Linked DNA regions of Mus musculus: all the other regions are linked to region 1. Evidence: chromatin loops called from intact Hi-C (ENCODE). Cell type or tissue: heart. All regions are shown on one strand. Links, peaks and the distances in the headings refer to the core of each region. The heading gives the core; the rest is flanking DNA.

What was found. A loop is a pair of places that touch in the nucleus more often than their neighbours do. Peaks named below come from ENCODE experiments on the same cell type or tissue, not always from the same donor. Only the 100,000 strongest peaks of a DNase experiment are listed, where the experiment ranks them.
Region 2: it touches region 1 in a loop (2.8-fold over the local background); 6 of 42 quality-filtered maps call a loop at or near these places.
Region 3: a loop joins it to region 1, with 2.4 times the contacts of the local background. A loop is called at or near these places in 2 of 42 quality-filtered maps.
Region 4: a loop joins it to region 1, with 2.1 times the contacts of the local background. A loop is called at or near these places in 2 of 42 quality-filtered maps.
Region 5: it touches region 1 in a loop (5-fold over the local background); 2 of 42 quality-filtered maps call a loop at or near these places.

Annotation. Positions count from the first base shown.
Region 1 is chr11:72,792,444-72,798,372 of GRCm38, reverse strand. Cyb5d2 (cytochrome b5 domain containing 2) reads left to right here and starts at 2,534. Exons shown (of 4, transcript NM_001024926.3): 1 at 2,534-2,860. The coding sequence starts at 2,611. Zzef1 (zinc finger, ZZ-type with EF hand domain 1) reads right to left here and starts at 2,147. Exons shown (of 55, transcript NM_001045536.2): 1 at 1,723-2,147. The coding sequence starts at 2,076. In heart, for the core only: no CTCF peak of the experiment used is centred there; DNase peaks (open chromatin) are centred at 2,232 and 2,622; H3K4me3 peaks cover 2,309 bases; H3K27ac peaks cover 1,977 bases.
Region 2 is chr11:72,603,785-72,609,713 of GRCm38, reverse strand. It overlaps Ube2g1 (ubiquitin-conjugating enzyme E2G 1), which reads right to left and starts at 2,453. Exons shown (of 6, transcript NM_025985.4): 1 at 2,079-2,453. The coding sequence starts at 2,124. Gm51906 (a long non-coding RNA gene) reads left to right here and starts at 2,551. Exons shown (of 4, transcript XR_003949712.1): 1 at 2,551-2,773. In heart, for the core only: no CTCF peak of the experiment used is centred there; DNase peaks (open chromatin) are centred at 1,213, 1,873 and 2,533; H3K4me3 peaks cover 2,846 bases; H3K27ac peaks cover 2,539 bases.
Region 3 is chr11:72,203,471-72,209,399 of GRCm38, reverse strand. It overlaps 4933427D14Rik (RIKEN cDNA 4933427D14 gene), which reads left to right and starts at 1,918. Exons shown (of 19, transcript NM_001361564.1): 1 at 1,918-2,204. Txndc17 (thioredoxin domain containing 17) reads right to left here and starts at 1,846. Exons shown (of 4, transcript NM_026559.3): 1 at 1,632-1,846; 2 at 1,066-1,147; 3 at 595-670. The coding sequence starts at 1,776. In heart, for the core only: a CTCF peak has its summit at 2,772; DNase peaks (open chromatin) are centred at 1,879, 2,829 and 3,009; H3K4me3 peaks cover 3,113 bases; H3K27ac peaks cover 2,239 bases.
Region 4 is chr11:72,218,715-72,224,643 of GRCm38, reverse strand. No RefSeq gene overlaps it. Among named protein-coding and RNA genes, the nearest start is that of Med31, 6.1 kb to the right of the region's middle. In heart, for the core only: a CTCF peak has its summit at 3,182 (motif pointing left); a DNase peak (open chromatin) is centred at 3,113.
Region 5 is chr11:72,686,042-72,691,970 of GRCm38, reverse strand. Ankfy1 (ankyrin repeat and FYVE domain containing 1) reads right to left here and starts at 1,969. Exons shown (of 25, transcript NM_009671.5): 1 at 1,937-1,969. The coding sequence starts at 1,946. It overlaps Ube2g1 (ubiquitin-conjugating enzyme E2G 1), which reads right to left. Exons shown (of 6, transcript NM_025985.4): 6 at 5,490-5,929. In heart, for the core only: no CTCF peak of the experiment used is centred there; a DNase peak (open chromatin) is centred at 2,010; H3K4me3 peaks cover 2,687 bases; H3K27ac peaks cover 2,340 bases.

The DNA.
Region 1 (5,929 bases), core at 321-5,320:
AATCTAACTGTTCTACTATATCACTTACACCATAGAAGCTCCTATCTGCTTGTTGAACTGTCATCTGGAGGGCTGGTGTTGAATTAGTGAATAATGCCACAACCCTTGAGGGGTTTTTCTCAGGTGGCTCACTGGATTTCTTGGCCTTATATTACATGACCTCTACAAACCCCATAGATAATTCTGTTCCTGTCAAGACACTCTCACTGTGTAAAAGCTGTTTGTCTTCATTTGCCTCTAAACAAATCTAAGAAGTGTCACCTTCTTGATCAAGTCTGCACAGTTCTTTTTACCAAGGTTTCATATTCTCATAAAAGATGTGGGTACTATAATGAGCATATTATGAGTATTCTAGGTTTTTTTGAGTCAGAGACTTGCCTGCCTCAGTCTCTTAAGTTTTGAGAATCATGTATGTGTGCTTCCCAGGAATATCCTGGAAATTTTATTTTAATAAAGACCTTTTACTAACTGTGTGTGGTTATAATGTGAATGCATATATGTTTTAGACCTTTGAGACAGTCCTTCTCAAAGTGAGTCTAGCATAGGCTGTACTCAAACTATGTAGCTTATAATGGCCTTGAATTGATCCTCCTGCTATTGCCTTTCAAAGTCTGGTATTACAGTCTTGTATCACCGTATTTTTGAGAGTTAGAATGCACTAAAGCAGTTTTTACAGGGAAACTTACAAAATATATTATGTAGGCATTTTTATCATTTGCAGGCGACATTCTCGAAATATTTCAAGAGCCTCTGATTTAGAGGAAACAGAACTTTTAAATTATGTTACAAGTGACTGTGGGTTTCTTGCTTTACACACTAACCAATCAATGACTGACAATTTTACATGGCTTACTCATTAAAAACCTTTTGTCCTAACATTGTGGAATTAATAAGACTTCAGGGAGCAGGATAATAGGGACCTAAGGGAATGGGGTGGGAATCAAGAGGTTTGTGAGATACTCTCAACTTTGCTAGTGAAATGATTTATAGGCTAACTCTGGGTCAGTTTTTTCCAAACCATAAACCAAAATGTTCAGTAGAGATATGAGGAGAAATTTCATAAGTACAAGAAAACTAACGCTTCCCTATCAACTTTAGGTTTGATAAGGTTTCAAATGAGCCTGGAACAAGTTCTTCAATGATTTAAAATCCAGTGTATACTTGTTAAAAAAAAACAAACAAACAAAAAACAACCAACCAAACAAAACCTAGTATTTTATAGTCATGAACGGCTTGCAGAATGAGTCTTTTCAGTGTAATGTTACCCTCCTTCCACATTAGACTCAGATGGTTCTCTACAAGATTCCTGCACAGGCCAGTAAAACAGAATGGTTTTCATGGCCACTCCCTTGATCTTTGCACATCCTTTCTCGTAATTGTCTTACTCTGATAAGGTCCAGCAAGCAACTAAGCCTGTCAACTGCACAAATGTCTGCCTACCACATGCAGAGACTTTTTTTTGGCTTGCTCCTCTCTTCGGAACAAAGCTAATGTAGCCTGGACTTTCCACACCTCTAGTAAAGGCGAGAGACGTAGCAAAATTCCGTAGTGATGCACTCCGAAAGAGTTCGGACAACGCCATACTTCCATTCTAAGAACCCGAGGACCCTATGGCTTCCTGGCTGGCCTCCGCAAAGCAACCGCCCACCTCTTCAGGACCTTATTGGCGACCACCCTGCTCCCGCACCGCTGTCGCCAGCCAGCCAGCCAGCCAGCCCTGACCTCCTCGAACTGCTCGCCCGAACATCCAGCGCCGCGAGCCTCCAGCAACTCCCGGAACTGCTCCAGGGTGACGGACTCTTCACCGCGGCCCAGCCGCTCTTCCAGCCAGCGCAAGAGCGCGCCGTGGTGCCTCGACACCAGGGATTCGCAGGGAGGTGCGGGCCGCAACGCAGCCGCTGCCTCTCGCAGCCGAGCGGGTTCCAGGAGTGCAGCGGCGGAAGGCAGCACCGCGGCCGCAGGGCCGGGGCCGGGGGTCGTGCCAGAGTCGGCAGCCCAATCTTGATGTGGGCTCCAGCCCTCACCCCCTGCGGCCGCCGCTTCGTCTTCGCTGCTGTTACTCGGAGCGTTCCCCATGGGGTCTCCGTCTTGGGTGCTCGGAGGTGTCGCCGCCGCCGCCGCCTCCCAGCCACGACCTGTCAACCTCCGACAGCTCCTGGCGGGCGGGGACGGGGTGGAGACCACAGCGGCGGCAGTGACTTCCGGCTTCCTGGCTGTCGAGCGAGGCCTGATGTCGCAACGGAGCCGTCAAGCGGATTCCATTTGCTCACGACAGCTTAATGAAGCCCGGGAACCCACCCGTTAACGTATCCGTCTAGCCGCCTCTGCCGCCATCTTTGTTGAGGGCGGATAAACTGTAAGCCAGGACTTTTTGTTTGTTTGTTTGTTTGTTTGTTTTTTCTCTGTACTGTTCCCCTTTTCTGCTCCACGCTTCACGTTCAGAATCTAGGCTGGACAAGAAAAGAAGAAAGAGTCGGGGGCAAAAGAGTCAACTTTGCTGTGAAGTCTGTCAGTGTCGCGCTGCCGACGTCACGGCCGGCGTCTCTGCTGTCTTAGTGGTGGCTTAAGAGGTGGCTACCTCCGAAGCGTGTCTGGTGTGTTGCTGTATAGATGCTGAGGATATGCGGGCTTGGTGTGGTGCTGAGCCTGGCCGTGGCGGCGGTGGCTGTCATGGCCGTGTGGTTGATGGACTGGTGGGGTCCCCGCCCTGGTATTCGCCTCTTCCTTCCCGAGGAGCTAGCCCGCTATCGCGGCGGCCCAGGGGACCCGGGCCTGTACTTGGCACTGCTCGGCCGCGTCTACGACGTGTCCTCTGGCAGGAGGCACTACGAGCCTGGGGCGCACTATAGCGGCTTCGCAGGTATCGGCGAGGCTCTCACACCTTTTCCTCCTGCGTGGGCTCGTAGCCACGGCTTGCGTTCGTCCAGTAATTTATTCCTCCGCGCCTCGTCATCCCACATTCCTCAGACTGCTGCGGTGGGAAGGACACGGTCCTGGTTTGCAGCTTGGACGCAACTGTGCTAGTTATGTACCCTCCGACTCTGTCTGCTGCACTGTGTGACTGATTCGGAGAAAGATGTGTCTTGTTAGGTAGTGGTTACACTCAGAAGTCTACCTGGTCTCTAGAGCTACCGTGCTTTCAGGCTCTTTAGACTGACCCGAAATAACCTTTCCTCCGCCCGCCTCCGTTTCCCCTAATATAATATTTGAGTCTTTTTTAATTCTAGTAGATGCACTTGTCTGCTTTTCTTTAAAAAAAAAAAATGAGAATCAAGCGGGGAATGAAGTTAGAGCACAGGAAAGCAAGTATCTTTTGTAGTATTAAAATACCTACAATAAACCAGAAGTGGTGTTTTAACTGGAGTGGCTGAGACAGGAGGATCTCTTGAGCTACAAAGATCCATTGAGCCAGGAATTTGTGGCCAGGCTGGCTCTAAAACAACACGAAACAAAACTTCTGACAAAATTTGGTATATTAGCCTTCCTAAGAACATTTATCAAATTAACTCCATTCTGCTGTGCTCCCGTTACCCCTTAACAACGGAGGGGATCGGAAAATGTAATTTGACTAAAAGCCTTAACAAGATATGAGAACTACCAACCTAATAGCTTTTAATTTTTATTTTATGTGTATGAGTGTTTTACTTCCTTGTACAACTCTGAACTACCTGTGTACTTGGTGCCCATCGAAGCCAGAAGAGGTTTTCAAATCCCTGTAACTAGTAAACATGGTTGTGATCTGGGTGCTGGGAACTTTGCTTCTCTGGAGGAGCATCCACTGCTCTTAACCAGTAAGCCAGCTTCCCAGCTACCAATTTTAAAGGTGTTGTTTTTCTAGCCAAGGAGAATACCTCTCTCTTTGTTTATTTGGGAAGGAAGATCGCAGGGCAAGACTGGTAACTAGACTGACAAAAATTTCAAGCAGTCCACCGGTCATTTAGGAGAATTAGGAAGCTACCTTTAAATACAGATCACTCACTTCCTTCTCTCCAGACTTTTCAAACAGTCTAACCTGGGATAGGACCTACCCAAGGACATGGAGAGTTAGAAGCAATGCTAGACTGGAATCAAGAGTTTTTTCTTGCCACTTGAGTGCACTTTAGGACACTACTAACATCTGGTATAGCTGTCATGGATGCATGCACAAGTGTGAACATACATGCTTCCATTTCTGGGCTAGTATGCTCTAGTAGCTTTTGCGTTCTGTGCATATAATTTTTGAGCTCCATTTATTGACTACTACCATGGGTCCTCCCTTGGCCAGGTGCTGAGGAATCCAAGATGTGTCTGACTGCCCACACAGTCTATTAGGGAAGCAAATGTACTCATTTATATAGTCAGTACTTATTTTTATTAAGGCACAAGTCACAGAAAAGTCTTTATGTTAAAGGCACAGAGACAAACAAACATTATCATCACCTAATTTCAGAACATTTTGCTCATCCCCAAGGGAAACTACCCATCATCCACTCCTCTCCATTCTCTACCTCCCCACAACCCTTGGGAATTCCTGTGTACTTTCTCTTCCTATGGATTTGCCCCTTCTATGAATAGAATCATATACCTCACACATGTCCTTTTCTTTTTTCTTTTTTTTTTTTAATTTATTATTATATCTAAGTACACTGTAGCTGTCTTTAGATACACCAGAAGAGGGCGTCAGATCTCATTGCGGATGGTTGTGAGCCATCATGTGGTTGCTGGGATTTGAACTCAGGACCTTTGGAAGAGCAATCGGTGCTCTTAACCACTGAGCCATCTCTCCAGCCCCACATGTCCTTTTCTAGTCTAGCTTTGTAAAAGTAACTTTTATTCACCTGATGTAATTGTCACCTGGAAGGCTTACTGTCTCCTGCTAACCTAGGCCTAGTCCTGGAAGCTTCTAGCTCCCAGACAATCTAATCCGGGCCTAGAATGTTTTCAGCCTCCAAGACTTACTCCTATATAAGCTCACCCTTTCTAGTTCTGTTTGAGCTCTGGCTGGCTGGTTCAACTCAACTGTTAAAGCTCCAACTCCTTTCCAAGCTGACTGATTCAATCTGGCTTCTCTCTCGACCTCTGACTCTATTGCTCAGCTTGGCCTTAAACTAACTCTGGCATTCTTTTCTAATCTGGCTCCTTCTCATCTTCTGGCTCATTCCGCCTTTACCTGTATCTAGTCTGTTCCATCTTTCACTTATCTCTGTAAAACTGCCGCCTTCCCCTCTGCTGCCGGGCTGTTCCTTCTTAGGTTGCCTCTTTTTCCTCGTGAGAGTTGGGCAGATCCTGTCTCTGACTCATTCTGTCAGATATTTCCCTGATTTGTCACTTTGTCAATTAGAAGTCACTACAAACTAACTTTACCTTCTTTGGGATTAAAGTGTACTAAGGGTGTGGCTGTACTCCAGCCTGAGCAGCCACGTTGCTGGACTAAAATTCCTCTACATGACTTTTACTCAGTTTAGAGATTTTGAAGTTCATCCATAGTGTTATCAACATGCAGCCATTTAAAAAAAAAAAAAAAGACAGGTCTTACTATGTTGCCATGGTTGGCCTGGGACTCACTATGGAGATCATGCTGTCCTGATGTCCTGGAACTCACAGAGAGCTACCTGCCTCTACCTCCTTTTGTACCACACCCAGCACTCATTCTTTTTTATGACCAAGTAATACTGTACTGCATGTGTAAATATTACATTTAATGGGCTTTTGGGCTAGTTCCACTTAAAAATTTTTATTTGGTAAGTGTATATGCTTTGTGTGTGTGTGTGTGCCACAGTATGGCATATAGAGATCAGAAAAAAAATTGGGAGTTAGTTCCCGCCTCTTGTTCTTACTTCTTCCAAACTCATCTCTTTAGGGCTGGCTGACCTACATGCTTCTAAGGTGATTTTCCTGCCTCTCTCTCTGCCTCTGCCTCCTCTGCCTCTGCCTCTGCCTCTGTCTCTGT
Region 2 (5,929 bases), core at 502-5,501, 190 kb after region 1:
ATTTTCACATTTCAACCAACAAACTTTGTTCCATACATTTTGAGAAAGTTAAGTATCCCTAAAATATGATTTAAACTATTATTTATTATTTCTGTGGAAAATAAAATAAATAAACCTAGTATGGTGGTACAGGATTCAAATTCCAGCTCAAAGAACAAGAAGGTGGGGGGCAGGCACTTGGAAGGCAGAAGACAGATCTGTGTTAAGTTCAAGGCCAACCTGATCTACATGGAGTTCCAAAACAATCAGGGTTATATAAGAGAAAACCTGTGAGAGAGAGAGACAGACAGACAGACACAGAGAGACAGGCAGAGAGAGGCAGGCAGGCATATTTCTGTGAGTTCCAGACAGTGAAGGACTCCTTAGAAAAACTGTCTAACCTCAGCACCCCCCCAAAAAAAAGATGCTCACAAATGGGTCTTATTTTAACATAGTGGTATTGTTAAACTGTAAAATCTTTTGCACCTTTAAAAATGTATGTCATTTCCACTATGTAAGGTTATCCTTTTAATATTCAGTGTTTACCGTCTATTTAATAATTTGCCACATAATAAAAATTAATGCAGATAGTTGATTTTATTGTTAGTTTTTGTTTTTGTTTTCTGAGACAGAGTTTCTCTACATAGCCCTTGATGTCCCAGAATCCACTACAGTAGACCAGGCAGGTTTCGATAAAGAATTCCTACTAAGTCAAAAATTTTAATTCCTTCATCCAAAACAAAAGGCGAAAAAGACCTCAGAAAAAGAATGTTTTTAAATAAGATGCAATAAATTGTTTAACTTCTTTCGAAAATATTTCTGATGGGGATTCTAACTTTTCCATCCACTTCAAATTGCTGTCCCACCTAGAATTTTAATACTTGTCCAAACCTGTTAGCTCATGGTCTAATAATAAACCTAATTATACAATCTGTAACAGCCCCTGTCGACCTTTTCCTTAAGAAGTCATAAAGGTGATTTAGCTGACACCTCAAACTCATAGAAATCTATTTCATTTATCAACATTCCGGCTTTCAGAAAGTTTAAAAGGGGGGTGGGGGGAGAGGACTGGCTACAGGTTGAGGAGGGGTGAAGTCGCCTGAACCAAGCCAGGCACACGCTTGGCGTAGGACAGCAGGGCTAACTACCGGTTCATTTCTCTTTAAATCTGGCAGCACGTGGGGCGGCATTGTGAAGGCACCAACCCGCCTCCTCCCTCCCCCCCTTCCACTCCGCACACGTACGCCTCCAGCGCGCATGCTCCGCTCACACAGTCCTAGCAGAGTAGGAGCCAACCCCCTAAAAAGTCAACCTGGAAGCCGCAAACGGCCAGAGGCCGGGACAATGGGGGAGGGGGACAGAGACTCCACGGGGGAGGCACTGAGCCGCCGCCCCTGGCCAGAGCCTAAGGCGGGCCGCAGCCCGGTGGCCGCGAGCCTGCGCGAAGGAGCCCGAGCCGTGCCCACGGAGCACAAAGCCCGGGCCGGCCAGCGAGCCGCTCTCCCCAGCGCCCGCGCCCACCCTCCCCCAGACGGGCGGCGCAGCCCGAGCTCGTGCCAGGCGGAGGCAGGCGAAGCGGAGTCGCGCTCCCCGCCGAGCCCCCCGGTGCCCCGCGTCAGCACCCGGGCCAGCCCCGCCGTCGCTTTTGTTGTCTGCCCTAACTCCGCGAACCCCGCGCTGCCGGGCCAGAAGTTTGGCGCGCCTCCCCTCTCCGGCCCCCGACACGGCTCGGACTCACAGCCGCGCGGGGACCCCGCAAGCTCCCGGGGTCCCCGAGGTTCCGCGGCCTCCGCCGCACCTGAGCCCGGGATCCGCCCCTCAGGGAGGGTCGGCCCGACCGGGACCCACGCCCCTCCCCCGCAACGCCCCAGTGCCGTGGGGGAGGGGGCAGCCGCCCAGGGCGTCCGGCCCGTCCGAGGGCGAGGCTGGGGAGCGTCCCCGCCCCCAACACCCTCCACAGCCGGGCCAGGAGTGTCGCCAGCTCGCCGCGACTCGCGGGCTCCCACCCTCGCGGCCCGCCACCACCCAGCCTCCGAGCGGGCGAGAGGAGGCGAGTGGCTCGGCAGTCCGCGATCGCGGCCCGGCGCCCCGCCGCTCACCTGCCAGCTGTCTTCGCAGTAGCAGCGCCGACTGCAGCTCCGTCATCCTCCCCACCGAGAGCCCGGGCCGCCACCGGGACTTCGACGGACTGGCGACAAGCTCTGCCGGTGCCTGGAGCTAGATGTGTGTTGAGGAACCCGGACCGGAGCGCCGAAGCCGCGGGGAGGCCGGTCTTGGGAGACCCGAGAAGCACCTCGCCGCCTATGCGAGTCCGCTCCGCTCGGCTTTCCTCGCTCAGCGCCTCACGCCCGGAAGGGGAGGGTACCCGGGCCGCCGCGGCGCGCACTGGGACTTCGCTCGCCCGCTTCCCTCCTCTGCCCGCCCGTCGGCCCCACCGGTGCCTTCCCCCGCCACTGCCTCACTGCGCGCAGGGCCGCTCCGCGCAAGCGCGCTGAGCCTGCCTCCTTCAGAAGCAGCACTCCTGCTAGCCCGACCCCTCGGCCCTGCTGCCCCGCCTCCGGCGGTGGAACCCCGCCCACCGCGCGCAGTGGGCTCAGCCCCGCCATCTTGGGAAGGTCCACGCCCGCCCAGCTGCGGAAGCGTCGGCTGGTAGACGCCCCGCGGACGCCATGACAAAGAGGTCGCGGAGGGTCAGGACGCTGCCTCCCGGTATAAGCAGGAGGTCTAAGCGTGATGGGACCAGAAGTGGTAGATGTTGGCGAGGACCCAGCAGCCATCCAACACTACATCGGAGGTGTGCGAATTAGTCATTGTTACAAAGCCGAATTTAGTACTGGTGTGCACCATTTTAAGCAGCCGCAAAATAGAGTGCATGGTGATAATTCATAAAGAATGCACAGAATGGTCCTTGAAATAAAAATGTTATGAGTCTCATAGCAGAAAACGTTTAAGTAAATAGTAAGACTGAGTAAAGTGCAGAGTTGTGATTAGCACAACCTGATAAATGGTTCGGATTCAGGTGGTATTCTCCTGTAATCTCAACACTTGAGGCTGAGGATTAGAAGACCCAGGTCCCCTTCGCTGCACAGTGATACCCAATCTCCGTCTGGGGATGAGGATCCATAATAGATCAGACTCCTCTAGAAAAGGCACCTACTATGTAAAGTCCAAGTGTGAAAGCCGAGATTAGGAAAAGTCAACCTTATCCAACCTCCTTGCCCATTTCCCAGTTGAGTGCTTTGTCAACACTGTAGCAATAAAGAAACAAAAAAGGGAAGGGGGAAAAGTAACATTGACACTCAATTTTGTTTCTTCTTTCTTTCTTTTAAAGATTTATTTACTTATGTATATGACTACACTGTTGTTCTCTTCAGACACACCAAGAGAGGTCATAGGATCCCATTACTGATGGTTGTGAGCCACCATGTTGCTGAGAATTGAACTCAGGACCTTTGGGAAATCAGCCAGTGTTCTTAACCGCTAAGCCATCTCTCCAGCCCCTTGCTTGTTCTTTCAATAAGTGTTTGTTCAATCCCTACTTCCCTGTACCTGGACTGTAGAAAACAAAAACTGTGCATAGGAAATCAGGTCCATTTCTACCCACAAAAGCATGAAGCTTCTGTGAACTCCAAGTAAAGTGAACAAGAGGAGCAGATTCCGTTAGGCATGTAATAAAAATTACTGGGCAAGCAGGCACAAGGCCCTGGCTTACCTCCCTAGCACTGTCCCACCAGACCAAAGAAACAAACATTGAGTGAATCTGCCATTTTGAAATACTGCCCACCTAGGGACTAATCCAGCTTTATGGTTGGGATAGGGGAGGGGTTGGTTTTTTGTAGTTGTTTTGCTTGTTTGTTTGTTTGTTTTGGTTGGTTGGTTTTGGTTTTTTGAGACAGAGTTTCTCTGTATAGCCCTAGCTGTCCTGGAACCCCTCTGCAGACCAGGTTGCAGGTTCGAACTCAAGAGATCTGCCTGCCTCTGTCTGGATTGGAACTAAAACCATGCCCCACCATATCCCTCTGTGGGTTTGTTTTTAAGGATTTTGTTTTAATGGGTATATATATGAGCCGGGGTGAATTTATGTGTACCATGTGTATGCCTGGTACCCAAAATCTGGAAGAGGACATCAGATGCTCTAGAATTGGACCTGCAGAGGGTCTTATGCTACTTACTACACGATTGCTGGAAACCATCCTATCCTATGTGTCCTCTGAAAGAAATTTTCTTTTTTTTTTTAAGATTTATTTATTTTTATTATATGTGAGTACACTGTAACTGTCTTCAGACACTCCAGAAGAGAGTGTCAGATCTCATTACAAATGGTTGTGAGCCACTATGTGGTTGCTGGGAATTGAACTCAGGACCTTTGGAAGAGCAGTCAGTGCTCTTAACCACTGAGCCATCTCTCCAGCCCCGAAAGAAATTTTCTTAATCCTTGGCCATTTCTCCAGCCCCTGTATTTTTGTTTTTAAATACATTCATTATGTAGCAATGAGCTTCACTAAGACATTTTTTGTATATGCACTTTGCTCGTGTTCACACAGATTCTTAATTACCTTCTTGTTCCACATCGCTTTCCCACTGGTTCCCTTCCTCTTCCAAAAAATCATTCCATTCTACTTTCAGCTCTTAATTTTATTGAAACTAAGATTCCACATGTGAGAAAGAAAACACTCATTTGTCTTTGAGTCTGACTTATTTCATTTAGCAAGATGCTGTCTAGGTCCATCCATTTTCTTTCAAGTAACTTTTTCTTTTCTAATGATTTATTTTTAAATTATGGATAAGTGAGTATCTTTGTGGATGTATATGCACCATGAGTGTGCCCTGTCTCTGGAAGTCAGTAAAAAGATCCCTTAGGAAATGGAGGCACAGGTGGTTGTGAGCTACCTTGTAGATTCTGTTAATCAAACTCAGGTCCTTTAACTACCATGCCATCTTTCCCCCCTTTATTTTTAGGTTTATTTTTGATTTGTATATTTGTTTGTTTTGAGACAAGGTCTTTCTACATATCCTTGGCTGTTTCTGCACTCACTGTATAGACCAGACTGGCCTTAAACACACCGAGATCCACCATCGTCTGCCTCCTGAGTGCTGGAGTTAAAAGGTGTGTGCTCTAGGTTTGTTTTTTAGAAACTTTCCAACTGACTTCCACAGTGACTGCACTAATTTACGTTCTAGCAGGATAAGGGTTTCTAACTCATCTACCCATCCTCAGCATTTGTTTTTTCTTTATGTAGCATGCTCGTGCATGTGTGCCACAGTGCATTTGTAAAGGTCAAAGAACGACTTCGAGGAGTCAATCTTTCTTTCTACCTCACAGATTTCAGAGATGAAACTCAAGGAGCCAGATGCAGTCATTTACCCACTGAGCTGTCTCACCCTATTTGTTGCTTCCTTGATAACAACTAGGGAAAGATGAGCTCTCAAGTTTAGATTTGTATTTCCCTGACAGCTAAAGATATTTAAACAACTTTTCATATATATATTGAAAATTATCTTATTTGTCCACTTGTTGATTGGATAAGTTTTCTGGGTTGACTGGTTGACTTTTAAAAATTATTTATTGCCAGAAGGTGGTAACATATTCCTCTAATCCTGACACTCAGGAGGCAGAGGCAGGTGGATCTCTTAAGATGCTACCTGGGTTTCTGTTGTTGTTGTTCTCCTTCTTTTATTCCTCTTCCTCCTCCTCCTCCTCCTCTTTTTCTTTGTTGTAGATTCTAGCTATTAATTATGTGATGTAAGGGCTGGAGAGATGGCTCAGCGGTTAAGAGCACTGACTGCTCTTCCACAGGTCCTGAGTTTAATTCTCAGTGACCACATAGTGGCTCACAACCATCTGTAATGGGATCTGATACTCTCATTCCAGTGTGTCTAAGAGAATGACAGCATACTCATATACATAAAATAAATAAATCTTTAAAAAAAAATTATGAGATGTAGATTC
Region 3 (5,929 bases), core at 504-5,503, 590 kb after region 1:
TTAAGTTTTCACTGTTGCTATGAATATTACTAGGGGTGGAGTGAATTCTACTTTGAATGACAAGTTTTTGAACACAAATTATGCCATCAGCTAGTTATAACAAGCTTTATTAAATAGTTAGGATGCTTGTGTCAAGATGAATCATTAAAACACTTGGCCTGAGAGGCCTTGTATTTCCACACTAGGAAGCCCCATAGGCTGAAAACAAGAGACAGCATGCCTGGTGCCATCTCTTTCCCTCAACTCTTTAATTTAGGATTCTAGGGGCAGGGCTGAAATAGAGGGAGAGCCCTTTTAAGCCTGAAAAGTGGGTTTAGAAAACATTGACAAAGGTGCTTTCAGAAATGAGTCAACTTTCTTCTGAAGACAGAATCTTAAAAGTGGCTTAAAAATACACCCCAGACACTAATATCTGCATTATTAATAGTTTGTCAGGATTGGCAGAGGAATGGACACCAACTTGTGTGTTTCTGATGCACTCTGAACAACAATGTGATGTTGGAAATCAAAGGTCAAGATCTTTTCAAACTTGACTCAAAAAACAACTTGAGTTTTAACTACATTATAGCTACAAACATAAAGGTAGACACTTACTGTTCCATATTTAAGTAGTGTAGGCACTGCGGTTATTTTCAGTTTTTGTCTGAAGTCATTATTTGGGTCTTTCCAGCTGTTCCAAAATGAAACAGATAATGAAAAATACTACTTGGTTCATTACAGTTTACTCAACAGTTGACTTATATATAATATACTTGTAACCACTGCTTTTGTTAACCTTTAAACATTTTGAGAACTGTAACTTATGTGTCACTTTCTGCAAAGTTTAAAGTGTGGCTAAGATAAAACAAATGTAAAGTCAATAGAGTTCTGAACTTATTCCAGACCCAATTCATTAATGATGATATGTGGTTGAACATAAACTGTAAATATGAATTCAGTAATTCTAATTGTTTAGCTTATCAGACAATACCTAAAACACAGAGCCTGACCAATTATCTGAGGTCCTTTTTACCCAGCTTTTTAATAATATAGTCCATGTCTGGAGATACGGTATACATGACTTACTAAGGTTTGTCTCCTACTTGGCAGTAGATGAACACACAGTCTTCGGTAACATGCTTCAGCCCCTCTCGAATGACTGGCTCAGCTTTTTAAAAGAGTTAAAAAGTAATTACACATCAACTGCGATAGCCCACGCCCTCCCGTCCCCAGTCTTAGACTTTAACCGGTTGTAAGATAGGATGTTAAAGTCGCGTGTCCTCTGGACTCGTGAATCACTTAAGTCCTAGTCCTGATTGTCTTTAAGACACAATCAGAAAACTCAGCATACATATATGATGACGGAAAGATCAACTCCTGAGTCTGGTCTTTTTTTTTTTTATGAGACACTAATCGTTTGGGGAACTGAGAATTTTAAAGAACCTGGTTCCAAGATCCGAATCCATGATAAAAATGAGGGTCATCCTTGGGTGGGGCAGTAAGGGCCTAACGAGAGACGGGGTACAGCTCAGGCGCTTCTGCGGGTCTGCAGGACCAAGATCCTCATCTCATCCCACTTTCTGACTTCAGCAGGGGCCTTCTTCCTAGCACTGCTGTGGCGCAGCAACCCCCAGTCCTGGTCCCAGCCTCACCTTCCACGCAGTCCGGACACCAGCTCTTCCCTTCGGTATCCTTAGAACCGCTGAAGTAGGCGAAAATGGTCTTGCCCTCATGCTCCTTCACTGCCTTGTCGAACTCCTCGAAGCCCAGCACGCTCACCTCCTCGAAGGTGGCCATGGGTACAACAGTGCGGAGAGGAGCACGGGAGGAGCCCTAGGGTCCTGCGCCCCCAAGGCGGGGCCCAAGTAAGGCGTGGACAAGGTTCCGGGTGGGCGGGGCCGCCGCAGCAGAGTGGTGCTACGGGAGCCTTGAATAGCCATAACTCCTTAGGGCCGTCCTTTTGGTCTGCTGGAGTTTCTTTTTGGCGCCAGTTTCCCTCAGACAACTAGACGCCTGACCTGGTCTGGTCCCCACCCTGGCTTCATGGACAGTGACGGCAAAGCCCGTCGCGGTACAACACCTTGATCCTCAAATGGCTCAGGAAGATCAACGGCTCCCAAACAGCCGCGCGCCTGTTGCCATGACGACTGGGCGAGAGGCCGGAAGCGAGGCCTAGCGTGGGGTCGCCTTACGATCTCTTGGTGGCCGCGCCGCGCCCAAACCAGGTGGGCTTGGGCCGGAGCTGGGGGAATTCTGGGAAACTGCATTAGACAGAGAGACAGTGAGAGACCTCGCCCCAGGCTTGCCTTGCAGCTCCGCCCCTCCTATTACCTTTCTATTTGTCAGACTTTAGGGGGGCCGGGGCCGGGGGCGGCGTCCGGGATCGGGCGGGGGTTTGGAGAGAGCTGGGAGGCAGAAAGGCAGCGAGGACTGGATCCGAGTGTTGTGAGTGCGTGTGCGGGGGAACAGATGCAAAGAGAGCGTGTCTGAGGTTGCATTGGGGAAAGGAATTGTCCAGGAGCTGCGACGCCGGCACGGGGGCCCTTGCCCGGGCTACGCAGGTGTACACTGGCAGCGAAGATGCCGGCTCATTGCATGAGGGCCCGCAGGTTGCGTCGGGGTGTTCGGCCTCTGTGGGCGAGGAGGTGGGGTGCAGGGTTATCCCGAGGCTATGGAGTAAGGCGCCGGGTGAGATCTTCAGTGCGGCGGATGCTCTGTGCAAACATAGGGTGGCTACAGAATGGTCAGCAGCCTTTAGAGAAGAGGACTGCGGAGCCCGCAGTCCCCGCTAGGGTGAACAGGGCCTTTGGGATACCTGGGACTGCAGGCTCGGTTGAGGCAGCAATGGACCCCAGGACAGTGTGGGTGAACGGGACTGTGGGCGAGCCCGAGGTGGTTGGGCCTGCTGGGTCTGTGTGGGTGACTGTATCTGGGGAGGAGGAGCTAGACAATAGGAGCTCTCCAAGCTGTGAGAGAAAAGGTCGTCCAGGAACACTTGGCCATGAGAGCATCCTGGAACTGTGGTTGAAGGTGCAGGCTATGAGGGTAGCGTCGGGATGCTGGGAAGGAAGCAGAGTGGAGCTCCATCCCGTTCCCGTGGGAGAGGGGCCGATCGAGAAGGGTATTCCTGGGCGAGCTTCCTGGGTAGAGACCAGCCGAGGTGGTGTCACCGGACCCTGGGTGAGAGGCAATACTAGGACATTCCCCCAGGCCTCAGGACTGCCCACAGCTAGGGGAATAGGGGCCGGTTGTGAGAGAGTCTCTATCCTTTGTAGGCAGGGACAAGCTGGGAAGACACCACCTCCTGTGGGTGGACCTGAGGTAGTAGAGAAGATAGACTGTGTTTCCTCTGGACCTTGGGAAAAAAGACAAACTGTGGTGGTGCCTGAGGCCATAGGATGGTCTCAGGTCTTGAAAAGGCCCAGAGCTGGAGAAGTGAGGGAATGTGAGGGTACCTCATGTCTCTGTGGGGGAGGGCAGTCAGGGCAGTTTTCTGGGGCTCTGGCAGAAGGAGCTGAATATGGGCATATGTTATGGGAAAGGGGGCTGATGGAAGGGGGCCCTGATGCCCTGCTGGTACTACCCAGGGCCATGGAAGATGGAACTACCTCCCACGGGGGCCCAGGGTTGTGGCAAAGGAGACAAGAGATGGAAGATATAGGTTCTAGGGGTATTCCTGGTCTAAGGACCATGGGACAGCTTGTAGGAGTGCCTTGTGCTAGAGAAGAGGAAGCTAGATGTGGAGGTGACCCGGGGTCATGGGGTGCAGCACAGGCTGTAGAATTGTGTGCTTCTGAGGAGCATGAGATAGGTTCTCGAGGTGCCCAGGGCCTGTGGGGTATAGAACAGGCAATGGGAGCACCCAGGGCTTTGGGGAAGGAGGCAGATGATGCAAGTATTCCAGGACTGTGGGGAAAAGGACAGTTGCCAGGTTTGCAGACAGTGGTGGTACCAGGAGGTAGGGAAGAAGAAACCAGCTATGACGTTTCAGGCCTGTGGGAGAGGCAGCAGTCGGCTCAGGAAGCTCCTCTGGCTGAGCCATTGCCGGGGCCGGTTATGGAGGAGACATACAATGGGAATCCTCTAAGCCTGTGGGAAAGGAGGCAGGTCATGAGGGAGCCGGAGGCTCAGGAGCCTGCAGCTTTAGGAATACATGGGGCTGTGGATCAGGATGTCAGATGTGGCGCTCTCTCCTGTCCGTGTGGAAGGAGGCGAGCTGTGGGATTGACGGAAGCAGTTGTGCCAAAGCACAGGTGGGCCACAGAAGGCGTACCCTCGGCTCTGGGTGTACCTGCTGCCTTGTGGGTGTGTCAGGAAAGCAGCTCTACAGACGGGGTGAACCTGCCGGGAAGAACTCAGGTTGCCTGCGCGAGACCTGTGGCTCCTGAGGAGTGCTCATCTGTGCTAGAGGATGCTGAACCTGGGGCTCTCCCATGTTCATGGGGAAGGAGACCGGCTATTGGGGTTCCCCTGGCTCCTGAAATACCTGGTTCTCTGAAGATAGAGGCTGGCTCCAGAAGTTTCTCAAACTTATCAGGAAGGAGACAGACTGTGGGTATACCTGTGACAGTAGGGGTATCACCAGCTGGTGTGGGCGTGGCTCTCAGGGGATCTGGTTGTGTGTGGGAGCACAGCTGTAGGAGAGCCTCAGACTCAGGAGGCAGGCCACCTACAAGGGTACCAGTGACTGTGGGGCTCCCCGAGTCCATGGGGGATGCGACACTCTCTGCGGGTGTACAGAGAAGACAGCCTGCTGTGATGCCTGTGGCTGCTAGAATTCCCACAGCCGTGGGAGAGACCACAGCTTCTGGGCTCTGTGGGCCTCATGGGGTAGTGGATAGAGGCTGTGGAGAAAGCTCGGGGATATGGCAAAGAAGACAAATGACCGAGGTACCCACTGCTGCCAGTGTCCCTGAACTTGAGAGGGAAGCAGGCTCTGAAGGTATCTCTGATCTGTGGAGGAGACACAGTGGAACAGTTCCCGAGGCAGGGAGGGAGGCTTTGCATCCGGGGAGGGTTCCCATGGTCAGACATGTCCCTGCACCAGTGTGGGTGGCTGGGCCCTCTGGGGAGGAGGCAGATGAAGGTGTCTCTGACCTGACAGTGGTTAGGAGACCGGCCACTGAGGGAGTAAGGTCATCAGGGGAGGAAACAGTGAGTAGAGGGAGCCTGGGACTTGTAGGGAGGGGCCAGGCTGTGGAAGTTTCTTACACCGGTGAGCTTGGTACCAGAATGTGGGTCAGTTCAAGATCTGCAGGGGAGGTAACAACCTATGAGAATCTTCCCAGAGTATCTGCAATGAGAACAACTGTGCCGGCAGTTTCAGGGGAGGAAATAGACATTGGCCATTTCAGAGATGATCTGCAGGGGAGTGGGAAGAGAGCTGTGGGAAGGATTCCTGAAGCTAGAGTGACAGTGGATGCTTTGGGAGAGATGGGGGAGGGTGGACTGAGGGGCACCTTCCAGTAGATACATAGAAAACAGTTGAAGATGTCCTGGGATTCTGGGAGGGAAGAGGCTGGGGAAAGGTTTGTCTTGGGCGTAGATGGAGGAACTGATGTATAGGGACCTCATGATTCCTGGAGAGATACTTTGTGGCAGACATCACAGGGTGTGTAGGGTAACAAATTGGGAGACTTTTGGAAAGATGGGGAATGCATTACAAGGAAAGGGCTATCCCAGGACTTTTTACAAGAGAGTGGTGTGGGTGGGTGTCCTTGGACTTGTGTGTGAATGTGTGTGTGATTGTTGACTTGAGGTGGACAGCCTCAACTCTGCAGCTCATTCTGTGGCTTCAGCTCCATCCCTGTGGTGCTGGCAGGCCATTGGCATTGCCTTCCTTGTGTGCCTCCATCTGCTTCTTGGATCATGTCTCTGTAGTCTTGGGAACGAGCAATCTTGTACAGCTGTCTTTATGTTCCTGCAAATGCATCTGCCTTTAAGAGGATCC
Region 4 (5,929 bases), core at 483-5,482, 570 kb after region 1:
TATCAGTCCTTTAATTCAATGGGTTTAAACCTTTGACAGGCCCACTCTGGACTGCATAAAATATTGGTGAAGTCACAACACTGAAATAAAAAATGAACTATCACAATGATACAAACCCGTGTTGCTATTCTTTCTAAGCTCGCCTTATATTTCATGCCTCAGCTGGGGAACTAGGGATTCTGTTAACACAGTGGGGAGCTGGGCCACCTGTAGGTGACTTCATTTATCTGCAGAACTGCCCAAATGTCTCAAAGGGGAGAGAGGTGTGAGCAGCTCTTACAAAATGCTATGCTGGGTCACTCTTAGGATTTTGTAGAGAGCCCCAACTCTAGAACCTTCCCAGGGCACAGACTGCATAGACCCCGTGTAGACCCACTGAAAGGTCCCACCCATCGTCCTTTTCCGAGGTCTTGATTTGATGGGTGATAAAAGATGGAACTGATTCACACTGGAACTTACTACTTTCGATTTTTGTTTTGTATTTTGAAGCCAATGAGCTTTTCCAGGTCTTGAATATTTTTGTAGGTTCTTGGCAAATTCTTGACAGGATTCCAACCTGTCTTAAATAATGGATAAAGCAGCCTTGGGGTTAGGAAGCCCATAACCTAGGAGCATACATTTTTAGGAGCTTTAAGGCTCTTTCTCCTGGTCCTTTTACAGCACAATGTGAACAGGCCACTGGGTTTCCACTGCCAACTCTGCTGATGAATGGGGACAGTGCCCTGCAGATGACCCAAGCTGCTGTGTACCTGGCAAGGGATTTTAGCTGTTTCCTCGCAGAACAAAGGGGTTAGAGTAGCTTGGTGATTTTTGGAGTATTGTATTTTAGCGCCAGGACCCTTGTGTAAATGAAATCGTATGAAGCACAGAGCTGAGCTGGGGTGAACAGATTTTTCAGTCTAACAGATATGCAGATGAATTTGTGAGGGAATTCAGGGGAGTTCCACCAAGGATCTGCAAAAATGCACAGAAGGCATTTCTCCAGATGGCAGGTGTCTGGTATTCTTGGACCCATGGAATTTTTGGACCCTCGAACGGATCTCAGCTCTCAAGAATGCTTGAATCCTTGAACAGATTGGTGGCCAGGCATGATGGCCATTTGCCATATAAGGAACTCAGGGATTAATGCCATAATCTAAGTAGTCAGGAGGCAGAGGCAGGCTAAGCAGGCTGGTCTACACAGTGAGACCTCTATCTCAAAAAGAGGAGGGGGGGGAGACCGAGAGGGAACATAGTGGTTTTCATACCTCTTTGACAGTAACACACATTTGTTCTGAAACACAAGTTTCCTTAATATATGTCCTTACACTGTAAAAAGATTATCCATACATGGTCACGGGCAGGGATGTTGTATAAATACAAACCACAGACTTCTTTTTGGGGACCAATTACCTTACCAATAAAACACACGAGCAATTTTCTGACGGATTTTAACGGGACTACCACCTCTTCTGAGAAACCAATTACTTATGTACTCAGTTCCTGTCAATCCTGTGAACAAATGGCCCGTAATGTCTTTCAACAAGTCTATCAATCCTTAACTCGACTTGAGGCTTTCTTTAGGTTAATAATGCTGTCACTGTCCATTTCTTGTCACATGTCCTATTACTAGACACTTGTTAGATGGCTTAGTAGAAGCCACAGTAAAAACTCTGGCCCTGGGCTGTAACTGAATTGTTCAGATGCAGGGGCCTTTCCTCTTCTCCTCCCTGCCCCAAGCAATGCGATAGGTTTTAAGTTCTTATTTCCTATTATTATTGTATGTATGTATGACAACTCCATGGAGTGACACATATGTCACAATGCATGTGTGGAGGTTGGAGGTGTGTGTGTGTGTGTGTGTGTGTGTGTGTACATGTGTGCAGGTATCAAAGGGGGCAGAAAAAGGGTGAGAGACCACATAGTGCCAGTTACAAGTTCCTGAGAGGTCCCCATGGTCCCCATGTACTCAGTATTTGGAACTGAAGAGCAGTACTCCTCTGTAAGAGCAATAAGTGTGCTCTGTCTCTCTGTCTCTGTCTCTCTCTCTCTCCACTTAAGTCATCTCTCCAGCTCACTTGTTTTTAAAAAATTATGACCCACTAAATTGATTTCTCCAGCCTTTACTAGTTTTGACTGGGAGGTCAGTTTATGAAAACAGAAACACTGCTGCCAATCATGAAATAAAACCAGAGAAGGAAACCAAACAAGAGAAGGGCACACAGTGGGACATGAGAAACTGTCTTTTTATATTTAAAAAGATGGGCTGGAGAGATGGCTAAGATGGGGTAAGAGCACTGACTGCTCTTGCAGAGGTCCTGAGATCAATTCCCAGCAACCACATGATGGCTCACAAGCATCTGTAATGGGATCAGACGCCCTCTTCTGGTGTGTCTGAAGACAGCAACTGTGTGTTCATATAAAATAAAATAAATCTTGAAAAAAAATGAAAATTCAAAGAGACAAGTGACCCCTGAATTTTAAGAATATGCATGTAGGGGCTGGAGAGATGGCCCAGTGGTTGAGTGGTGATCTTACAGAGGACCAGAGTTTGGGTCCCAGCACCCACATCAGACAGTACACAACAATCTTAAACTCCAGCTCCAGGGAATGCCACTCTCACTTCTGGCTTCCACAGGAATATGTACACACATGGCTTACATTCTCTCTCTCTCTCTCTCTCTCTCTCTCTCTCTCTCTCTCTCTCTCACACACATACAGATATCTTTATTTTTTAATAAGAATATGTACATATAACAAATGAAATCTGAACTTAAAATATTTACTACTCATAAACAAATCAGTAAGAAAAATGAAAAGAAAAACAAGCAAAGGGTATAAACAGGCAATTCAAAAGGAAAAGAAGGGAGGGAGGGAGGGAACCCATGTGACCATGACAAAGTGGCAGATGAGGAGCAGAGACTGGGATGACTACAGCTGAGAAACTCAGAAGGACCCTACAGAGCATAAACTGCAGACTCTGAGAACAGATGACCGGCTGCTGCTGGTGTTCTGAGGTTAGGTTTAACAAAACGAATTCCTCAAACAGAAAACTGACAAGTGTACTCAGCTACTAAGGGAAGGGAACTGCAGCAGCCAGGGTGAAGTGTGGTTGGTTCTGAGAGTTCACAGCATAGGAGGCACAACGGAGACAGCAGGCAGGAAGAAGCTACTCTGGTCTTCTAGAGAGAATGCGCCCCCTGGTGGCTAAATGGCAGAGCCACGCGTAGCAAAGCAGAAATTGAGGTTTGCAGCCAAGGGGTAAACTCTAACTGGTACATTGATAATCAGCACTTATATTTAAGCTCACACACCCTCCTAATCTTTTTGTACTTAACTATTTCTCACAGAAGAAAATGATATTACCATCTCCTCAAAAAGAAACAATGAGCCAGGCAAGTACATATATATGTAATCCTGGCATGCAGAGAGCAGAGACAAGATCAAGAGATCAAGGCCAGACTGGGCTATAGTGGGGGCTCTGCTCTGAAAATGAGAGAGAGCAGGTCAATATAGTAATTGTGTCCATGGCAGAGACTGTGTGATATGTTCTATTTCTGCACTATGATAGCTACCATAACGATCTGCTTACCACCTGAATATCCTGTTACCTAGAAAGAAAACGGTAATGTTAGTTTCCAGGACAAGCTATGTTAAATAATAAGGAAGACTTAAGGCAGAGGGGAATATCAGGCTTCTCTCTGGCTTGTTATGAGTATGAAAGTAACATAAGCTATGTGGTTGCCCTTGTTTACTGCCCAGAGAGAGGTTTCAGTGTGAGCACTGGGGAGGAGGGAGCTGTGGCAGAGTCCTCTCACGGTCCTGAGTTAAGGAGGGGTAACTGAAGGATGGAGAGCTGAAAACAGGGCCTCATCTAGAAAGAGAACTTCAGAGACTGCACAGGTGTCTACTGAGCATTCGGCTGAGCACTGACCACTGCACGTGCTAGGGCAGGAAACTGAGAACAAGGCTTGTCCCCCTAGCCAACACCTAACTTAGGGATATCCAGAGAAGACAGACCCAGCTTTTGTCTCAGAGAACATTAACTGTTCACTTAAAACTGATCTGGACTCACAGAACAGATTTAAAGTAGATATAAAGGACAAACTGCTTGCAAATAACTTGTGACTAATGCAAAGTTCAAGAATTATAAAAATGCCGGGCGTGGTGGCGCATGCCTTTAATCCTAGCACTCAGGAGGCAGAGGCAGGTAGATTTCTGAGTTCAAGGCCAGCCTGGTCTACAAAGTGAGTTCCAGGGCAGCCAGGGATACACAATGAAACCCTGTCTCGAAAAACAAAACAAGAACAAACAAACAAACAAAAAAAGAATTATAAAAATATGAAAACTAAACAACACTCAAAAAAAGTTAAAATTTACTATGCCTTGCATACAAATATCAATAACCAGGCATGAAAAGTAACAACCACAAAATACAACTCATAATGAGAAGAAAAATCAATTAATAGGCAATGTCCCAGAGATTGTACAGATGATAGGATTAAATAAAAATAAACAAAATCATTATTAAAACAAAATTATATATGTTAAAAGTAATGGCAGGGCAGGCCAAACATGCCAAAAAGATATAAGGAATTTGTGGAGGAATTTGTTTATGTGTGGAGGATATTTTAAAAGATTGAAGTTGAACTATGAGAGATAAAAATGTTTTAAGTGAAATTAAAAGAAATTTAAAACCATACATGGTATTTATGATAGGCTATAGATTATAGAAAAAACATTAGTATAAACATGAAGACAAAAACAACACAAAATATCCAGTGAAATATGAAGAGGAACAGAAGAACATCAGCTTCCCATGGCTTATCAGACCCACGATTTACACCCAGAGAGGGGCAGGGAAAAACAGTGGAAGGAATAATGGCCTCCAAATTTTATGAATTTTATGAAGACTATAGAGTCAAAGTTTCTAAGAGTGTAAGCAACCCCAAATATAGGACAAAGGAAAGAAATGACACCAAGGTTATTATTATACCAGGGTGCTCCACCAACAGTACAGAGCACACCTTGACAGAGGCCATGGACACCTTGGTGTGGAGGAACACAGGCGAGGCTGCTGCCACTGCTGCTGTGGGAACCAATGCAAATCAGGAGAGTCTGAGCAATGTCCTAAATGTGTCAAAGAGGGGAAGCAGACTTCCTAGCCTGTAAGCATGTGCTTCACATGTTCTCCTCCACAGCATCAGTGAGAGGAAAGGCCCGAGCGGTGACCACCAAGCACTGGTCAACGTCATGCTAAAGGCAAAGTAGCAAAGCCACTGCCAAGAACCTAGAGGACCACTGAAGACCCAAAAGACACTCCCGAGCTGGGAAGCCACTTGTAGAAATGCGCCTGCCTCTGCCTCCCAAGTGCCGGGATTAAAGGCCTGCGCCACCACGCCTGGCGGGACAGGTTTTCTGTTTTGTTTATTTCTGTTGTTTGTTTTTTTTACAGTTATGCAATTCTAAGCATTGATTATGGTGCCATCCAGGCCTTGGATATAAGCATTAGCTTTCTTAGGATGAGATCAATAGAACAAAGGAGGGAACAGGAATTCTGTAAAATCTAGAAAAAGATGTGAGAAAAACACCTCGTTAATTGAATTTCTGGTTCTTCCCATGGCCTGCTTAGTCTGGGGAAAGAGGATCCTGTCAATGCAAGCCTTAAAAATTTTTTAAATTAAATGTATGTTTAATGTTATATATTGATTTACTATATTTAAAATTGTATAGTATATACTTTTATGTCTATTATAAATTATTATGTATTATATATTAAACTATATAAAATATTATACACACATTGATATATGTGTGGAGGTCAGAGGACAACTTTTGGGAGTCTGGTCTCTCCTTCTACCATGTGAATTCCTGAAATCAAATTCAAGTTATCAGTTTCGGGGGCAGGCACTGTTACATTCCGAGCCAACTCAGTGGCCTTGCCCCTTTT
Region 5 (5,929 bases), core at 1-5,000, 110 kb after region 1:
CCAAACCAAACAAAAACACATGCCAACATAAGAAACAAAATATCTTTAGTAATTTTGTTTTTCTTGCCATTCCTCAAATTTTCCTAGTTGAGTTCTGCAACATCATTTTCAACAGTCTTCACTGGGACTTAGGAATCTGGAGTGTAGCTAGGGTAGACTGAGGTCAGAGACTATCATCTCCCGATCACCTCATCCCTCCATCCGATTAATCCTGGAAAAATGTTTGGTTTGTCCTTAAGGTGTATTGTCCTCTGGCTAGATAGATGTTTCTAATCACCTCAAGGCAACCAAAAGTAAACACGCAGTGTACTAACCTTGGCCTGTATGAATTCCCCACAACTGGAACCTGAGCACAAACACAATTAAGTTCTCAATACAACTACGGACTGAGAAACTCCCTCCTCCACGACCTGAAACTTGGTCATGCATTTCCCCAACACGCAGATTCCTTCTTAAAGGCTCTACACTGCTCACGATCTCACATCGTGCCTTCCTGAACCTTCCTCCCAAACCTCGCTGCTGAGCAACAGGTACACAACATTCCGTGGTGTGCAAAATCATCTAGTTCATTTTTTGAACAGGGTTTCATGCACTCCAGGTAGGCTGTGAATGACCCTAAATTCCAGATCCTTCCAAGTGCTGAATGAAGGAACTACAAGCAGGCAGGCATACATCACCACACCCAGCACTTTCAGTCACTTCGCTTTCTCCTCCTCTGTTGGACAATGTTCACCACCTCCAAGGTGTTTAACAGATAGAAAAAGTAAAAATGAAAACAGAATCCAGTCCCAGCCATGAATCTGGCCTCAGTTCACTTAACTATAAAGGGCAAATAACACACCTGGCAGGCCTACTTCGTGTCACTCTTAAACCTAATTCAAATCTGAGAAGACTACACAAACTGTCACACTACCCAAATCTCAGATCAAGAAATGATGAGTTTAATCAACACTTACCAAAAAATACAAACAAAAGACAAAAACAAAATAGGCCAGGTCTAGATCAAGTAAATCTTCAGCCACTCAACAAAGTCCAACAAGAAGTATTTTTCTCCAACAATGGGGTACACAGGAGAAGCACACCGGCCAGGTCTAATATTGTCTGATCACTACTAGGTAACTCACTATCTCAGGGCTTTCACCCCAACTCATACAGTAAAGCTATGGCAAGCAAAGATCCTAACATTATTCCTTAAGGGAGGCTGCACCTGAGAAACCGGATGCCTTTACCTGCAATGTCGTAAAGTACTAAAAAAGAGACGAAGGACTAAAGCAGGAGGTAAAGGAACCGAAGCCTGGCTTTAGCACACCTCTTTCAAGCAGTGTGACCTTGGTCAACTTCCTTACTGAGGAAACATCTCCTTTTGCCCCTTTGTAAACCTCAGAGAATCTGAGCGTGCCCACATTTGCTAGGGCTGCCAAAAAGCTTAAAGACTATTACAGCGCACGCCCAAGAAGCCCGTCGTCCAGCTGCAGTCCCGGCTCTTCCAAGGAAGAGTCCCAAGCTCTTCCGCAGGCAAGAGATGCACCCTTCCGGATGCAGGACCTGCCATGACAGCAGTTTCGATTTCCTAAGGAGAGGGGCACTTCCCTCCCCGTTCCAGCATGGCTGGCACAAGAAGCTCCTCTACAGCTTTCTCGAGTCCCGCGGGTGCATTCGCTCCCAGGACCCGACCCCTTTCTCGTTCTGAGACTACCGGGATCGGGGTTGGGGGCGGGGGGTGACGAGTGAAGACAGACTGCAGGAGGGGCGTTGCCATAGGAACGGCGCTGAGAACCCCGGCCCGGGGAGCCCCGAAACGCTACATAGGAAGGCTCGCGAGACACGTGATGCACCGTACGACCACAGCCGGACAACCCTTCCAGGGGCTTCTGTGCCCGGCCAGTGGTACCCCTATTGCTTCGCGTCTTCCCGTGCCACCCCACAAAAAACCTACCTTCCGCCATGTCGGGCCCGGCCCTGCCTACAGCCTCGCGATAAATGCCGGCGCAAGGGAATCATCAAGTCTCGCGAGAATGGATGGAGGCGTGGCAAAGGGAGGAGCCAGAGCAGACAAGGGGTGAATGAAAGTGGAGCGGGAAGTTGCTCTAGGCGGGAGGTCCGAGTCCCACTTCGTTTTGGAAGGTTTGACAAGCGCGGACTGGGCTATCTCGTACTCCAGGCGATCGTCAGGGTAGAGCAAACATGGACTATTCTGAGGCAGGGACTGCGGATCTTTAAGTTACTTTGTAACCACGTGGGACGCTGTCCTAATACTTAAATGATAGCATTTCTCCAGGGCTTTGGGAATTTTTATGGCTAAAACCAGACAACTTGGGTTATCAAACAGGCAAACACACTGGTTACAAATATAGGGGTCGCAAAAACTGCAAATCTCTATACAATTTTATGTAAGCAAAATTGTGAGATCCCTGAGGTCAAAGTGGCAAAGCCAAATAACACTAGGAGCTAATAACGGTTGACAAGGCCATGGAGAAGGAATTCAGATTGTAAACCAGGAGCTTAAACCTTTTGTGAATGTGAGAATGATTAGATGATTTTTATAATAGCAAAATAGAGGGCTGACAATCCTAGATAGTATGCCTTTTTTGGCTGTGGAGTAGGTAGAGTGGGGAATTGAGACAGGGTTTCTCTACATAATCCTGGCTGTTCTGGAACTTACTATGTAGACCAGGCTGGCCTGACACTGATAAGAGACCCTAGTGCCTCTGCCTGGAGTGCTGCGATTAAAGGCAAGTGCCACCACACTTGACATAAATACTTTTTCTTGGCCCGGGTAACGAATATGTACTTAGCACACCTGAAGCCTCCAGGTCAACAAAGGAGAATAGAAATAATGCATCAACAGTTAAGTAGTGACTTAGAGAACAGTTAAGATTTTAGGAAGATCTGCCACAGTTAAAGAAAGCATTAGAGGGCAATGAAATGGAATAATGAAGGGATTGAGTTCAGATTATAAAAATGTAAGGGCAATGGTTAAAATTTTGAAAAGGGGACGACCCTGGCTGAAAAACACTTAGAAAATGGAAGAGAAGGACACTTAAATACATTAAGGATAATTATGTACTAAAAACTGATGTTCCGATTGTAGCAGACTACAGTAGTGAAGGAAATAACAGGGCAGTGTTAAAGTAGTGGCCCTGGATAAGCGACATGTGATTAAAGAAACAATATTTGTTAGTTTCAATAGAAGTGCCTGAGCTCAAAGCTTCACTGCCTTGCTGAGGATGGTTCATAGGTGTGTCAAATGAGTTTTTGAGATCTTCAGGTGGCTAGATAAACCAGCTTTGAGCATAAACAGACTCTTCTATCCCCTAAAAATACTCAAGCTCCTAACATTAAAACAACTTAACTGGTTGGAAAGTGCTGTCATATCTGACATCTGTTTGCAGCATGTTTTCTCTTTGCCTTGCTTTGCAAGCCCAGCAAACTTAATCTGAGCCAGGTTTTTTGTTTGTTTTTGTTTTCACTTTTTTGGACAAGTCTCATGGAGTACAGACTGGTCTAGAATTACTGGTCCTCCTGCTTTTCCAAATGCTAGGGTCAGAGGTATCCATGGATGGAGGCGTGGCAAAGGGAGGAGCCAGAGCAGACAAGGGGTGAATGAAAGTGGAGCGGGAAGTTGCTCTAGGCGGGAGATCCGAGTCCCACTTCGTTTTGGAAGGTTTGACAAGGCTCCAACTTGTTTCTAGTTGAGATACTCTTGCCCTGGATTATCCTAAAAATTTGGCCAGATCCTTTATGATGCACAGATACCAAAATCTACTATCAAGAAACTTGCTTAATAAAAACATGGTTTCTAGTATTGTGAAGAATGAGATTTTGTGAGCATTCAAGTACTGTATTTCTTTTATAGGTTATGTGTGAAAGTGTAGCATGTTTGTGGAGGCCAGAGGTCAAGGTACCTTGCTCATTTGTAGTTCACTCATTTTTCTGAGAGCGTCTGTAGCCTCAGCTGTCCTGGAATTCCTGCTGTGGACCAGGCTGGCCTCAAACACAAGAGATTCACTCGCCTCTGCCTCTGGAGTGCTAGGATTAAAGGTGGTACACCCCAACACACCCAGCTCACTGTATTTTTTTGATAGTTTTTCACTAAAACTGGAGCTCAAATATATGGATTGACAGACCAAGAAATGCCTTCTGAATCTGCCTCTCCAGCACTGGAATTTAGATAAGCATTGCTGCGCTGGATGGAGATCTGAACTCAGGTCCTCATGCTTACATGGTAAAAACTTTACCAAGCGGAGCCATCTCCCCAGCCCTTCGTGTGTTTGTGGTGCTAGCTGGGGCTTTAAATACTTGGCAAGCCCTTTGACACTGGGATAACACCCTCACTCAGCCTCTCGATTAGATTCTGCTGCAGGAAGTCATTCTTCTTGTCTAGAACTTTCTGTGCATGTGTCTGGCTATTGAAAGCTGTTTAATTTACTTCCCTTATGTGAACAGGATTCAAGTCTGTGATCGTGTCACTAATGGTCAGTGTATAGGTACCAACTCAGCAAGTCCAATCCTATCTTGACAGCTGGACTGCACACCTGTAACCAAACAACCAGAAATACCACACCCATAAAGTAATTTTCTCTGCAAACTAAACTCTGGCAAGTTCTGCAGGCTTCCAGAAAAATGAAGTTTAAATTGAATGAGGTAGTTCCTCCTTTATCTTCCTGAGGACTAAGGAGAAAAGTTCCTTGGGAGCCGAGTGCCTAGCAGAAAGAACATACTACTAAAGTCAACAATCTATTCATTTGCATTTGAAGCAGCAAAACTACTTGTTATTTACCTCATGATTTGTACACAGAGTACAGGAGCAACATCCAGGTCCTTCTATAGCAATTTTATTCCAAATATATTTATCAGAGTTAAAGTTTCTTGTTTCTAATTTAGCTCTAAGATATCTGGCTGCATAGTCTTCCAGTTTATAAGGAAGAGGCCAAACAGCTACTAGAAACTTATAGATGTGCATAATCATCAATATATTAAGTTAGTTATCAGTTTCTACCACTAAATGCATATGAACTATCTGAGAACTCAAGACAAGTAGATACTATTATCTTTAAGAGAAAGTGTTAGTCAAATCACACTTGGCAGGGATGCCAATTTGTTTAGAGGGGAGGTGGTTTCATCCAGTTCCCATCTGAGTCTAGGTTCCTCATGAATTAGCTGATCTCTAAGGCAGAACCAGACTAGTTTAAGCAAGACAGATCCCCAATATTGTTCTGCCAAATGTTCATTTCAAACCTCTAAGTCACCATGAACAGAAACTCTGATAAAACAATAAAATGATGTTTGACTATGCACTGGAAATTTAAAGAGCATCTTATCAGACTGGAAGTCAAGTTAACTCTTGCTTTCAAATTCCTTCTTTAAATAAAGCTTATGGATCCATCAAAGTTTCTGAGTGTGTATCATTTGGTATTATATGCTGTTTCTATACAAAGCATCCCACAACTTGCTTGAGACCTGAAACCTAAAACCAAAATAGCTCATAATACAGCCTCTAAGTCATCATTTATTGATTTATAGAGCACCCATCACATGATTAAGGTGCTTTACAATACAGTAAACATCACAGAAAAAAAAAAGCTCACATAGTTAAATACAGTCAACAAATTACAGAACTAAAAAAAAAAAAAACTGGAATGAAGCAACATTATGTCAAACTTCAAAAATGTTGAGAAGTGGCAGTACAAAAAAGGGCAATTCCACCAACTAGAGACCAGACAATGATACATAGGCACCAAGACCCAAAGGGGGCAGGTTTGTAGAGAATGAATGAGCTCATATAAAATTTCACAATTGGGACCAAAGGCCATTAGACAGTATGACACCCAGGTATCACAGAATAGAAAAATCAAATGTTCAAGCATTACCTTCTAATGACAAGAAAATCAATTCCATGTGAATTTTAAACTCTGAGGTCATAAAGCCA